2 separate regions of the Mus musculus genome follow, and region 1 is linked to region 2. A link is a contact called in ENCODE Hi-C data. All regions are on one chromosome and are shown on one strand. The core of a region is the stretch at or near the end of the contact, and the rest is flanking DNA. Distances in the headings are between cores, read along the strand shown.

Evidence for each region. Hi-C counts contacts between places; a loop is a spot of excess contacts on that map.
Region 1: a map of T-helper 17 cell shows a loop between it and region 2 (3-fold over the local background). The contact joins the promoter of Cyth1 here to the enhancer-like site in region 2. A Hi-C loop is called at or near these places in 1 of 37 maps with a recorded cell type or tissue (T-helper 17 cell).

Annotation. Positions count from the first base shown.
Region 1 is chr11:118,245,373-118,251,845 of GRCm38, reverse strand. Cyth1 (cytohesin 1) reads left to right here and starts at 3,288. Exons shown (of 14, transcript NM_011180.4): 1 at 3,288-3,407. The coding sequence starts at 3,386.
Region 2 is chr11:117,992,226-117,999,158 of GRCm38, reverse strand. Pgs1 (phosphatidylglycerophosphate synthase 1) reads right to left here. Exons shown (of 10, transcript NM_133757.2): 2 at 1,529-1,718. Among named protein-coding and RNA genes, the nearest start is that of Mir6933, 6.6 kb to the left of the region's middle. Within about 2 kb of position 4,843, at least 2 of the 3 ENCODE cell types and tissues checked have a DNase peak (open chromatin) inside an H3K27ac peak, as active enhancers do.

The DNA of each region.
Region 1 (6,473 bases), core at 2,039-4,538, 250 kb before region 2:
CAAGAGCCACAGACCAACAAAAACGCCGACATCAGGCATGAGAACCTGTCTCTTGAGTTGTCAAGGTTGTCCAAACGACTCCCAGAACATGATAGGCAATTACTCTTAGTTAGCTCTCCTCCAAAATAGTCCCTATTGCTGAAGAAACCATGTCCTTCAGACACGGGGCCCAGAGGCCCAAGAGCTGGTACTGACTTCAGATCACCTTGGGAATTAGCTTTCATGGTATCAGAAGGCGCCATGCAAGCTTCCAAAGGACGCGAGGAAGCAACAGACCTGCCTACCTATGACACCTGTGAGCCCAGCATGGCGGCTAAACTAGGGGTGTGGTGGTCACACGCATACGTTGGTGGTGACCAAAAGCTCTCTAGTTAGATGTGCGACAGGAGGGGAATCCTGCCTGATACTGCAAACCAGTTACCCAATGCTTGTGAAGTCATGCATCTTAGAGGAGAGCCTGTAGCCATCACTTTACTAAACCAGTAGCATCCCTAACTACAGTCTAAATAGTTGTCCTTACCCCACAGATCAGTGCATCTCTCCCTCCTAAGCAAGGAAATGGTTTTTGCATCAGGTGGAGACTATTTCAGAAAACCACCACTAATCAAGGTGCAGAGTTGTGTAGCCCGGTCCCACCTGCTACATCTATACCACAACTCTTGCATGTAAGGCTCAGGGAAGAGCTGGTGCAAAGATTGTAGAGCCAGAATATTGGGAAGGTTGCTGTGAGACTGTGTCTCCTACAAAAGTCAGAATTAAATCCACAAGACCTCACCACCATCACTGTCTAAACACGGCCCAATCAAGGGCAACACCAATAGACCTGCTAACACGGGAGCAGGAAGGCACAGATGGACTCAACCCTAGCCAAAGAAAGCCAAAAGTGGGAGGAGTCATCTTCCTGGCGAAGAGCACACTATCTGGTTATCCAATACCGAATGGTCAGCCGTGAAAACTTCATACAAGTAGCTTTATATAGACAGAGCAGGTTGTGTTCATATATCTAGGAACACACACAGACACTTAACAAAAAGATCACGGAGTTCAAGGAGAGCAATGGGGAAACACATGAGTGGGTTTGGAGGGAGGAAAGGGAGATAGAAAATGATGTAATAATATTCTTGTCTCAAAAGAAGGTTTTTAAAGAGTGACATTCCCAGAGTGGGCTCTGTGGCTCAGGATGTATACAGAAACAATGGAAACAATGGTCAAGTGAGATGGGTAAATTTTGTTTTATGAGACAGGGTCTCTATAGCCCTTGCTGTCCTGGAACTTACTATGTAGACCAGGCTGACCTCAAACTCACAGAGATCTTTCAGCCTCTGCCTCTGCCTCTGCCTCTGCCTCTGCCTCTGCCTCTGCCTCTGCCTCTGCCTCTGCCTCTGCCTCTGCCTCTGCCTCTGCCTCTTGTGTGCTGAACTTAAAGGTGTGTGCCACCCCCCCCCAACCTACCCCTATTCCCACCCCCAGCAAGATGCATAAATTCCTTAATATAATGTTTTTGGCTGCTTCTGCTTCTGCTTCTTCTTCTTCTTCTTCTTCTTCTTCTTCTTCTTCTTCTTCTTCTTCTTCTTCTTCTTCTCTTTCTCCTCCTCCTCCTCCTCCTTCTTCTCCTCCTCTTCCTCTTCCTCCTTCTCCTCTTTCTCCTCCTCCTCCTCCTTCTTCTCCTCCTCCTCTTCCTCCTTCTCCTCTTTCTCCTCCTCCTCCTCTTCCTCCTCCTCATCCATTTCCTCCTCCCCCCACACACAAAATGTTAACATCTTTAAAGAAAAAATAAGTCCCACTTTCTCCACCTCCCCTTTCATTTCTGTCAATTTTCCTCATATATCTTTCTCAGAAAATATGCATATACCCACTGCAGCATGTCTGCCACAGGACACAGGTATAAGGTGGCACACTGGGGAATTTAAATTTATTTAAGTTGTACAGAGATTTTGAGCAATTACAGACTAAGGCTGTTGGCCATGGGGGAGAAAGGATTGCTGCAGCCCATCCAGCGAAGAGAAGGACCCACAAGGAAAGACCTGACTCTCCTTCCTCCCCATGTGGTTGGCCTGGCCCCTTCATGCCCTGCAGAAGCCCAGAGATTCCCACAACCCTCTACAGGCAGTGATTTGCAGAGAGAGGGAGCTGTGGGGGTAGAAGGCTGGTTCTGGGGCTGCATGGGGGATTTCAAGTCTTTGTTTCAATCAGGAAGACCCGTCCCAAAACTTCCCAGTGTCTCTTTTGCTGTATTTGTAGGTTTTTGTTTTGTTTTGTTTTGTTTTGTTTTTGAGGTGGAGTTTCACTATATTGTCCTCCTGCCTCAGTTTCCTGGGACGCTAGACTAACAACAGGTATGCCACAGGCAAGCACCACTACCCCAGGCCTTTCTGGGGTAAGAAGGGTTTGTGCATGCTGTGGTGGAGGACATCCTGGACAGGGACCTACCACCCAGAGATGCCCCAGCCCATATAAGACCCTCTGAGTCTGGGAATTAGTTTTCTCCTTTCCCCTGGTCTCTGGGATGCAATCTAGGGTCTCTCACATTGCTAGGCAAGTGCTCTGTCATTGAGCTGCAATGCACTCCCTGCTGGTCACTTGGCTAGAGTTCACAGGACAGGGTGTTCCCTAAGGGCCTTTTCAGATCATTGGTTGGTGCTTCCACTGATTAATTCTGCAGAGACCTCCTACCGCATAAATGCTCTCACCTCCACAGAAGCAGCCCCTGGCCACAACTGCAAAGGGGGATCAACCGGTCCTCCCGAAGAAAGCAGCAGAGCCTGTAAATTGAGGCTACTAATTTGGAAGTTATGTCCTCCTGTGCAACTTGGCGCCGGTAGGAAGTATAAGTAACGAACACAGATGAGTTTAGGTAATTTCCTCCTCGACGTGTTGGTGTCCGAGGCGGATACAGCTAGGGCCACCTTACCCTTCGGGTTATACCCGTGACCTTGAGTATGTTTAACCAGCCGAGTGGCTGGACGCTGGCCCTGGCTAGTAAACCACGCCCGCGGCCTACGCACGCTTGTGAAACTTGAAACCCGAAACTGCCCTGCCCCGAGGAGAGGGGGCGGTACCTAAGGAGAGAGGGCGTGACTTGGGGGCGGAGTCATAGATAGGCAGAGCCTAGGTGCCGCGCTTGCGTAAACGCAAACTAAAGAGGTCCTCAAGGGGACGGGGCCTAGAGGGCGTTCACGCACGCGCGTTTTGGCTGTGGGCGGGACCTTGTGCCGGGGGCGGTGCCTCGGGCGGCGCGTGCGCAGGCGCGTGCTGGGCAGTGCGGGCGCGGTGCGGGGGGCGGGGCTCCGCGGCTCGGAGCTGGCCTGTGGCGAGCTGGTGTCTGGCAGGACGCGGGCTGCGGGAGGTCAGTGGCGGTCGCGGGCCGGAGCCGGTCGCCAGCACCATGGAGGACGATGACAGCTATGGTGAGTGGGGCCGGTCCGCTGCCCCTTCGTGAGCTTCCGCCTGCGCCGGTGTCCCTGGGACGGGACGCGGAGCGCCGGGTGGCGGCAGTGCGAGGGCCCGGGGGTGACTGCCCAGACGCTCGAGGGCCTGAGGGTCGCCGGGGCTGAGGGTCGCCTGGACCTTTGGGTCGCCGTGAACTGAGAGTCACCCGGGCCTGAGGGTCGCTGGGAACTGAGTGTCACTCGAGCCTGAGGGTTGCCGGGGCTGTGGGTCACCCAGGCCTGGAGGGTCACGGCAGGGGTCGCCCGAACCTGAGGGCGCCGACGGAGACGGGTGTAAAACCGGGAATTGCTTTCGGGCTCCAGGACCGAGGTTACTCGGGCCTGGGGGTCGCTGGGGCTGAGGTTTGCGAGTCTAGGGGCCCCGGAAGGGGAGTCGCCGGGGTTAGAGGGTCTCCGCGGCGGGGGTTAACCGGAGCGCTGAGGGTCATGAGGATGCTGAGGAGCCCCGGGGTGCCGAGGGGAGTCAGGGCCAGGTGACCGGGGTCGTAGTCTTTAAGACGAGTCGCCTGCTGCTTGTCACCGGGGTGGCAGACGCCGCGAGCGGCCGCGGGACTAACACGCCCGGCCGGCCTGTGTTCCCTAGTAGTTTCCGGCTCTCAGGGGTGTTAGAAGTTATGTGCCCCATCCAGCTCTTTGTTCTGAGATGAACACAAGTGGCCTGACCGGGGCCTCTGAGCCGGGGACGTCGGTCAGGTTCGTGCTACCGTCGCATTGTGAATTAGCTCCTGGTCCCCTGGTCTGTCAGTCAGGGCCTGACCACACCGGGCAAGGGGATCAAGTTTGAGCTGTTGCCTGAAGGTAGCCGGGTAATGACACCAGTCCACATCCTCCACCAGGGCAGAAGCGATTTAGACTCTCCTGGCTAACCTTGCTGCTTGTTGGCGAACAGCCAGGGCTCTGGTCCCTCCGAGGGTGTGCAGTCTCTGGAGTTGTAGAAGGTTATTTGAAATGCTTTACGTGGTTGTTAGCATTGTTTCCAGGAGGAATGGAAGAAGGAATGGCAGGTAGGGCGAGTGGTGACCTTTTACTGGTTTGGCAGGGAAGTATGGCTCAGGAACTTAACAAGCTTATACGGCTTAGTGGAGCCAAACTCCGGTGTGTTGCCTCACAGGTAACTTTGCCTCCTCACACTCTGGTGAGGAATATTAAAGTACCAAGAGGGAAGAGTGTTAGGGCTTTGCAGGGGAGCCCTTAGAGAACCCTGACCCGGTGAAGCCATGAGGATTATGGCTAACAACTCCCAGAGCTTCAGATGTGTGAACACTGACTGTTTCCTTGAATGTTAGAGGTCTGTGCCTTCCTGTTCAGTGGAAGAAGCCGGCTTTTGCTACCTTCCAGGTAAACATGGTGTGTGCCTTCCTTTGTGATAGAAAAGCAGTCACCTGCAGGCAGGCCCCGAGGGATTGCTCGGCCCCCTTGGACCCTCAGGGTTTTTTTCTTCGGTTGGAAACCTTCACTGGCTTTCCCCACTGCTCTTTTCTCTCCCCCTTGTCCTTTGTTGTCCCCTGGGTGCCAGGGTTCTGCCAAGCTTTGTTCTTACCCTCCCCTGGTTATTGCCCGCTGGGTGAGGCAAGAGCTGCTGTTCTGGTTGGTTTAATAGTGACTTCTTTGACTCAGGCATGACTTGTACTAGGGAAGGAAAAATGGAAGGCTTTGGTTCCTGTTACTGCCAGGAATAGAGGGACTCAAACCCAAATTTACTCTGTAGATCTGGAGGTGAGAGTCCAAATTAGGTCACACTGGGCTGATACCAAGATTTTGTTAGGGTAGTGTTCCTGCCAGAGACTGGAGGGAAAAGTCGGCCTCCTTTCCTTTCCTAGCTCCAGAGGATGCTTCGCTTCCCTTGGAATCCATCCTTAAAGCCAGTGGATAGCATCTCTCCACTTTGTCTAATTGCTGCCCTTTCACAGGACACTTGTGTGTCACACCTACCTAGATAACTCAGGATAAGGATCGTAGTAGCCATCCACAAACCCAGCTTCCCTTTTGCCATGTGAGTAAACACTTTTAAAGACTTGAGGATTGTGATGTTCACATCTTTAACTTTTTAAAATTTTATTTATTTATTTATTTATTTATTTATTGCGCGTGGAGGTTATGAGACAGGAGTGGGTTCTCTGCTTCCACTCTGCCAGTCCTGGGATGAAACTTAGGTTGCTAGACTTAACACCAAGCGCTTTTGAACCCACTGGGACATCTCATCATCCCAGATGTGGGCATTCGTGCAAGCTTTCAAGAGAGCGGCATGGGAGGATGAAAAGGAAGCTCATTGCCCCCTTTATACACTTTTACGTCTTTTTACTTGGGAGGATCTAGAGGGGTTAAATACAAGAGAACTCCTCGAGTATCATATAGTATAAAATGGCCATGTGGAGACTGAGACCAGCTTTCCTTCTCTTTCTCCCTCTCTCCTTCCCTCTTTCCTTCTTTCCTTCCTTCCCTTCTTCTCCTTGTCTCCTCTCTTCTCCCCCTTCTCTTGATCTCCTCTTTCCATTTTGAGTTAGGGGAGCATCTCCCTATGATTCCATGGGTCTGGCCTCAAACTGGTAGGTTTAAGTGATCTTCCTGCCTCGGCCTTCTGAGTAGCTGGCACTGTGTTGATTCTGTGTCTGACTGAGCCTCCCAGTTTGAGTATCAGACTATAGAGAGAATGTACTTGTTCCAGTCTCCACATGTTAAGAGGACACGTGTGCTGGGGATTTGTGAAGCACGCAGGCATGCTCAGAGCGTCCAGTATTTTCTTCCAGATGAACTTCATAAGCTGTAATATTTGGTTTTTAAAATAATAAGGAACTGTTTCTTGTGGCTTTGAAATTTTTACATACGAACATTTTAGCCAGGTTTGTTCAGAATTTGCTCCTGTCTGCCTGCCTTTGTGTTGGCCTTGGACCTTTATCACTGTTCTGTGGGGAAATACATTTGTATCACAGAACTATCAGTTCGGTATTAAAAATAAGATCTTTGGCGCACAGCTCATGTATAGCTTGCTGAAGCAGAACACATGTCTTGGAGGTTTGCTATTCA
Region 2 (6,933 bases), core at 3,594-6,093:
GACAAGACTAGATCAGTTCATAGTGAGTTAGGGGCCAGACAGGGCAAAATAAGACTCAGTTTCCAAAAAACCACAAAGTTAACTCCAAAGGACACAGGAGACCATAGTTAAAAGGAGGGATCCAAGCTACACAGCTCATACCTGCAACTTAAGAAGGGGTATCAGCCCAGCTAGATTCCACACAGGAAGTTGGGCATCTGGACTAGACATATGCAAGAGCACAGCCCTAGGAAATGCCTAGGCACAGGAGAAGAGACAACACCACGGCCCACTGCCTCCTTTCTTTCATTGTCTATCTACAGACATGATAGTGAAGGAAAAAACAACAGGCAGAGCCATCGGTTGGGCCCCAGCCGCCAAAGTATACACAGCTGCTCACTGCAGGACCCCAGTCAACCCCTGCATAAGGAAGGCATGGATGGGGCCAGCCAGAGGTCACTGGGGCAAGTAACCATCACAGGAAGACACACAGTGCCTCAGGTGGAGAACCTGCCCTGTTCTCAGCCCAGAACTGGGCCCCTGCTGCTTCCCCAATGTGGGCAGGTGCAGAGCATGGCCTGGCCTGGCCTCCTGACCAGAAGAGCACCATGTGATAGCAGAGTATGCCAGTCACCCACTACCTGGAATAACCTGTTTCTCCAAGTCACACTACAGGACTGTCCTCACAATAAGGAAGAGGACAGAAAAGCAGGGTGTGAGTAGAGCAAAGGCCCCATGGGCACTGGCCCACACACGGCCCGAACCGAGCTTAGCCTACCCGTGGGCACACACAGAAAGAATGAACCAGGCAGAAATGGATCAACACAGGCAGAGGATGAGAGGACAGAGACAGTAGGCTTCTCCACTTTCTACAGAGGAACCTCCACCTGTGTCCGCTACTGTTTCCTAGTACCCTGCTGGCCACCCTACTCAGATCTCCATTCTAAAACCATTGCTAATATAAATTCAAAGTTCACATAGTTAAGACTAGTTAGTGCTGCCGGGCGTGGTGGCGCACGCCTTTAATCCCAGCACTTGGGAGGCAGAGGCAGGCGGATTTCTGAGTTCGAGGCCAGCCTGGTCTACAGAGTGAGTTTCAGGACAGCCAGGGCTACACAGAGAAACCCTGTCTCGAAAAACCAAAAAAAAAAAAAAAAAAAAAAAAAGATTAATTAGTGCTGAATTACTTCATTCTGATTCAGGTACTATGAACCTGAGTACTATGGAGAGCAAGCACTAGATGCCAAGGGACACCACTCAAGAAAAGGGAAGCACACACATACCACAGACAGACACCAGGACCCAGGCCACAGAGTACAAGTGTCCTGATATGAAGTCACCAAGTGGCCATGCACACACCTCAGATCCCATGTCAGATCTTCCCATGAAGCTGCCACCTGGGGAGGGGTCCTCATGCATGGCCCCACACCTTTACAGAAAAGGACCAGGCAAAGCAGAACTGCATTAGAAGCGTCTACGACAGGGTGTCAGGACCCACCAAGCCCTGAAACCCCCATCCAATCTGTCTTTGGTCTCTCAAGCAACTTACCTTCATGAGCTCGAAGAACTCTGCAGGGGAAGACAGTACCCTGACATGAGAGCTGGAGACTCCAAACTCTGGAACCAGGTTTCTGATCCACTGGAACCTGTGTACACCCTCGGGACATAGGCAGCAAGGTGGGGAGGTGACCTGAGGAACGGTTGGGGACAGCAAGGGAGCCAATAACAGCCATGGTGACCTGGTTAAGGAAACATGCAAATGAGTTACCCTTTTTCAAATATCTCTGGGGACTGACCACCTCTGCTGGGAGGGTGTTTTGGCCATTTCAGATTTTTTTTTCCATTATAATTTAAGCCCTCCTTCCTCCTAGCACCTTGAAGTGGTCAGTGCTGCACAACCAAAGTGCAACACCGATACACAAAGCCTAACCAAAGTCACTCCCAATAACTCCCAACAAGAAAGCTCACAAAAGTTCCTGCCTGGTTTAATCTGTCCTTTGACACAAATCCACCTCAAAAAAAAAAAAAAAAAAAAACACTGCTTACTGATTGATGACTTACTGACTGGTCAGATAGGCCCAGAGACCCTCAAATAACACACGCCATTATTGTTCTGTTCTTAGTTGTCCCCTACCTACTGTAGACCCTACCACTGAAGAGACAACACCTTTGGCTGTAGGGCATAGAGAAATCCACCTGGAACTTCCTGACCTTCTTCCCTCCCCGGTGGCAATGCTAAGAGGTGGTAGGTTATCTCATGGAGAGAAAACCCATCAATGATTTTACCTAGCAGTGACCCCTGCAGGTTACTATAATGGCCTGTCAGGCAAAATGTGTCCACAGTGCAACTGTGGCATGAAGGTTTTGGGGGTAACCTTCTGTTCAGATGCGAGGCCTGTTCCACAGGAAGGGAGGGAGGGAGGGAGGGAGGGAGGGAGGGAGGGAGGGAGGGAGGAAGGAATTCAAAGGCCTGGGAAGTCATAGGCCCTAAGGGAACCTATTACCAGGTTTGTTGTTGGTGTTTTGTTTGCTGCATAGACATGTTGTTAAACTGTCTTCTAAATATCGACGGTTACATCCATGGTTTGCTCTCCGCCTTGGCCAGAGAAACCAAACCATTCTGTAGTGGCCAGCATTAATGCAGAGACTTATAGCTGACCGGAGAGCTGAGAGTGACTGCCGAGTGCTCGGCCCTAACCTGGACATCTGTATCCAGCCCAGCAAGGCTGGTAGAGCATCCAGGAAGAGCACAGAAAGGATTTAAGAGCTGGTGGGTGAAAAGGAGCGCTGAAAATGCTGACTTCTGGGCATGGCAGGCGGCTGCACCCATAAACTCACAGCAGCTATGGTTACCAGCGCCAGGATCAAGCCAATAAGATCAGGCAACATTCCAGCATGCAGCACTGGGGACTCAGTGGGTTGCATTACAAAGGAAGAAAGGGGAGGAGAGGAGGTAGAGCTGAGGCCTCTGCTGCTGTAGCAGAGAGCAGAGCCTGGTTCCCAGCACATGGGGCAGCTCACAAACCACAACTCCACTTCCAGTGGACCCACACCCTCTTCTGTCCACTGCAGGCTTGTGCACAGGTAGCTCCAGTGGGAACCTCACATGCAGGCTGGGGCTGGGGGGAGGGGGAGGATAAAAATAAGGGAAGGATAAGAAGATTCTTCCAGGGAAAAGACAGGATCAAGACACCTTGAATAAAGGGAAGGAACTGCCAAAGGACAAAGAAAAGATATACTTCTTTAAAATCCTTCCAATATTACTGGTTAACAAGGTTAGCATGGAAGAAACTCATGACTCACCGACAGGGCTTCTCTTAGAGGACGTAGAAAAATGAAAGTATCTTGTGTTGATTTCTCTTTACAACTCAGAGTTGGGGAGAAAGAGCCCAGGACACATTGTGGAAGAGACCTTTCCTACGTGCTAGCCTTTACAAGAGGAGACCCTTAGCTATCAGACACACATCCTCCCAGGGTCCCACCAACAGCAGCCTGCCTGGACAAAACAGCAGCCCAGGAAACCTTAAGTCTGCCCTGCTGCCCTTGTTGCTCTCACACCCAAAACCCTACAAAAAGCACTCTAAATCCCAGGCTGCAAAGGGGAAGCCCTCAGTGTGTGTGCTCGAGTGCCCGGAGGAGGGTTCTGGGCAGCATGTCCTCAGCACCCTGGGGCTCAGCTCCATGAGGATTCCAGGAAGATGATCTCATTGCTGGTTCCATGCTCCAGCAATGAATCTCCCCAGGGCTCCAGTGCTGCAGGGATGCCAGATGCCCCACAGCTGCACTTCCCAGAAAGCCCACCAGCCTGTCATGGCCAACTCACTGTCAATGGTGGAAGGTACTGGCTCTCTGGATCCTGGGAAGGCAACAACAGGCCTTGGCCATCTATGCTGAGGTGTAAAAAATTTCCCCTCAGCAGGTACTGGCTTGCACATTAAAGTCCTTAGTGTGACCAAGAGATTGCTGCCTCAATGCCCCACACTGACCAGGCTTAGAGGGAAGAAGGAAAACCAGGAGACAACAGGAAAACCTCACAGCTGACCTGTGAGGCCCCTAGCAGGTACAGTCCAAGACGCATGCAGCAGTGCACCTCCACCTCACAGAGCATATGGAAGAGGACTAGGGGTCGGCCTGCCTCACTCGGTGCCACATTCCCACTCACACAGCCACCGTGTGGGCAAAGTGATGCCAACCAGCTCAAAGAGGAAGATGAAATAACACCCATTCACACCAGGCAATCCAGAACAGGGCCACTCAGGCCATCATATGGCCACCTGCCACCCACATTGGAAATACTCAAGAGCTGGCAGCACTTGCCTCCCCCACGTGTAAAGGCCTCACCTCCTCACATGCCTGGGACTTCAGAGATCAAAGAGGAAATGATAAAAGTGATTGGATAAATGTCAATATACACAGTCAAAGGAGAAGGCAGGTAGTGCCTGGAGCTACTGGAAGGTTTTCAGCAGCCAAGCTTGAAGAATCTTAAAAACCAGAAAATTCAAACTGCACTCAGAAGAGAAAGGGCTCTGGACAAGGTGAAACCTGAGCAATGGAAACTTCTAGAAACCAGTCTAGTGACTTGTGTGCACCCATACTCACATCCCACAAGGTATCAGGGCAGGCCTAAACAGCCACCATGGCAGGCAGTGGCTGCAGGGGTGACAACTTTGAGCAGGTCTCTCCCCTACCAGGGAGCTCTCCCCGGGAATGTTCCACAGGGCCTCAGTCCAAGAGTTCTTTAGGCTTCTCTGTACTGGCTTCCTGTTTAAACTGTGTACTGACAGGTTTATTTTTACGAGCAAGAAGGAGCCGTGAGCCGATCAGAGTTTGCCAATTCACTGTGGAGGCAGCCCAGACTTCATGTGGCTTTCACACATTCAAAGGGGAGCACACCAGCAAAGACAGTGCACGTACAGGACCCCACAATGACAGCACGGGCAGGAGACAGACCCATGGGGACTGGAAGAGCTCAAGTCCTAGAGCAAGACCACGCAAGCCTGGTCTGCTAAAGGCTAGGATCATGAATCCGACTCCTGGCTTCTCGTTAATGCAACTCCTGCAGACTGGCTCTCCCAGAAAAAAGCTTGTCCCACACCAGCCTAGCCCACTGGACAGGAATCCAGGTTCCAGGAGTCAGCCACCGGCACAAGTGATTCCCCTGAGCCAGGAGTTTTACTAAGAAACCACATGCCCTAGGTAAAGGCTCTTGCTGCCAAGCAGACAACCTGAGTTCAATGCCCTGGAACTCACATGACAGAAGGAGAAAACTGACTATAGCAAGTTGGTGGCACTCACACATAGAACAGATACACACACACACACACACACACTCTCTCTAAGAAAAGGATTTTTTTTCCTGAAAGAAAAAAATACCACATGTCCCATTGAAAACTAAGCCTGAGAGCTTCGAGGCAGAGGCTGTCGGGCTCACTTAGGGAACCAAGACAAGCTCATGCAATTTCCACATTTACAGCTAGTTCCCCTAAGTCATCTCTTTCTAGATAGCATCTAGCACCCAGTTCTGATTACAGGAGAAGGAAGTGGTGCGAACAGACAAGCAGGTCTGAAGGACCTGCCAAAGGCCTCTCTCTCCTTTCCCTCGGAATGTCCAGAGAGTACAGAGAACAGGGCCTGCAGGCCAGCGGTCCCCCCACCCGACACCCAAGGCCTGGAAGCACACATTCCGAGGCCTAGAAGCATGTGGGGCCAACAGCACAAAGGCATCCTCAGCCTGCAGCCTGCGGACCAGGACAGCATCCTCTCACAAGTGCGCAGGCCACACCCACAGGATACCTGACTCTGGGTCAAGGTTCAGCCAACAGAATTAAGGCTTCCTGGAGATGTTGCAGACAAATTCCCTGAACTCAGGAATGACTGGAAAGCCAATAGGCAGGGTCCTATGGAGGGAGCACGAGTGTGAAAGGTGGAAGTGGGTCAGGCAGAGAAATAGGCTTCTTCCCATCATCCCAACGACCTACAGACTCAACCACCCCAGCACACAGCATGTACATGCTTCTCTGGGCCCCTGAATGGATGGCGAAGTCAGCCTGGTGTACATGAGTCCCAGGTAAAACAGTTTCCCCCTCAACACTCCTCCCCAGCATCAACTGGGTTCAGAATAGCCAAACTGCCACCCCACAGAAAGCACCTTGGGTGGCGCAGCAGGACCATTCATCTCACCAAGCATTTTGAGGCTCCAAGTACCTGTGGAAAGACACTGGCTTGCCTTGCCTATGGGTGAGCCATGGTGAGACCCAGCCTAGCTCCCCTATTCTTAGCGGAGAGACAACCCCAGAAGCACAGTGTTGTCTGCAATTCACCTCTGAAGCCACAGTCCCAGTGCTGCCACCACCCTCGGGAGACAGTAGGACTAAAACTCCTTCCCAGGGTAGGCAACAACACACCAAGGCTCACTCTGGATGAGTACATGAATTTACTCATGTACTCATGAATTACATGAGTGGCTTCCTGACAGAGCACAGGGGATGGGTCAGCATATGTGCTCCCCACAAGAAGGACACACCAGAAGCAGGGAAAATGATGTCCCCAAAGCCCCCTCTCTGCAGTCTTCGCCAGCCTATATACCTTACCCCTGCTCTAGGGCCATGTGCTGTAAGCAGCAGTCTTGCATACAGCAGGTGTTAAAGAGAGAATACTTGCTCAGGTGTGGGTCTTGTGACCCTCCCAGACCATCTATGAAGGATAGATGTGAAGAGACAAGCCCAGCTTAGATCTCTTTTCAAGTCCACACAGCTGAAAGACCAAGATGACAGTTGTTTGGCTCTGGGGATACAAACTGTAGGTCAACCTGCTCAGCTTTGGACAGTGCTGTGAAGCTGAAAGACTGCCTGCCCTACCAGAGAACCCTCAATGGCCAGGAATGCTGTGTCCTGCACATCGGCCTCAGGGTTCATTCCCTCTGGGAAACACACAGAGTTCCTGGCAAAGACTGAT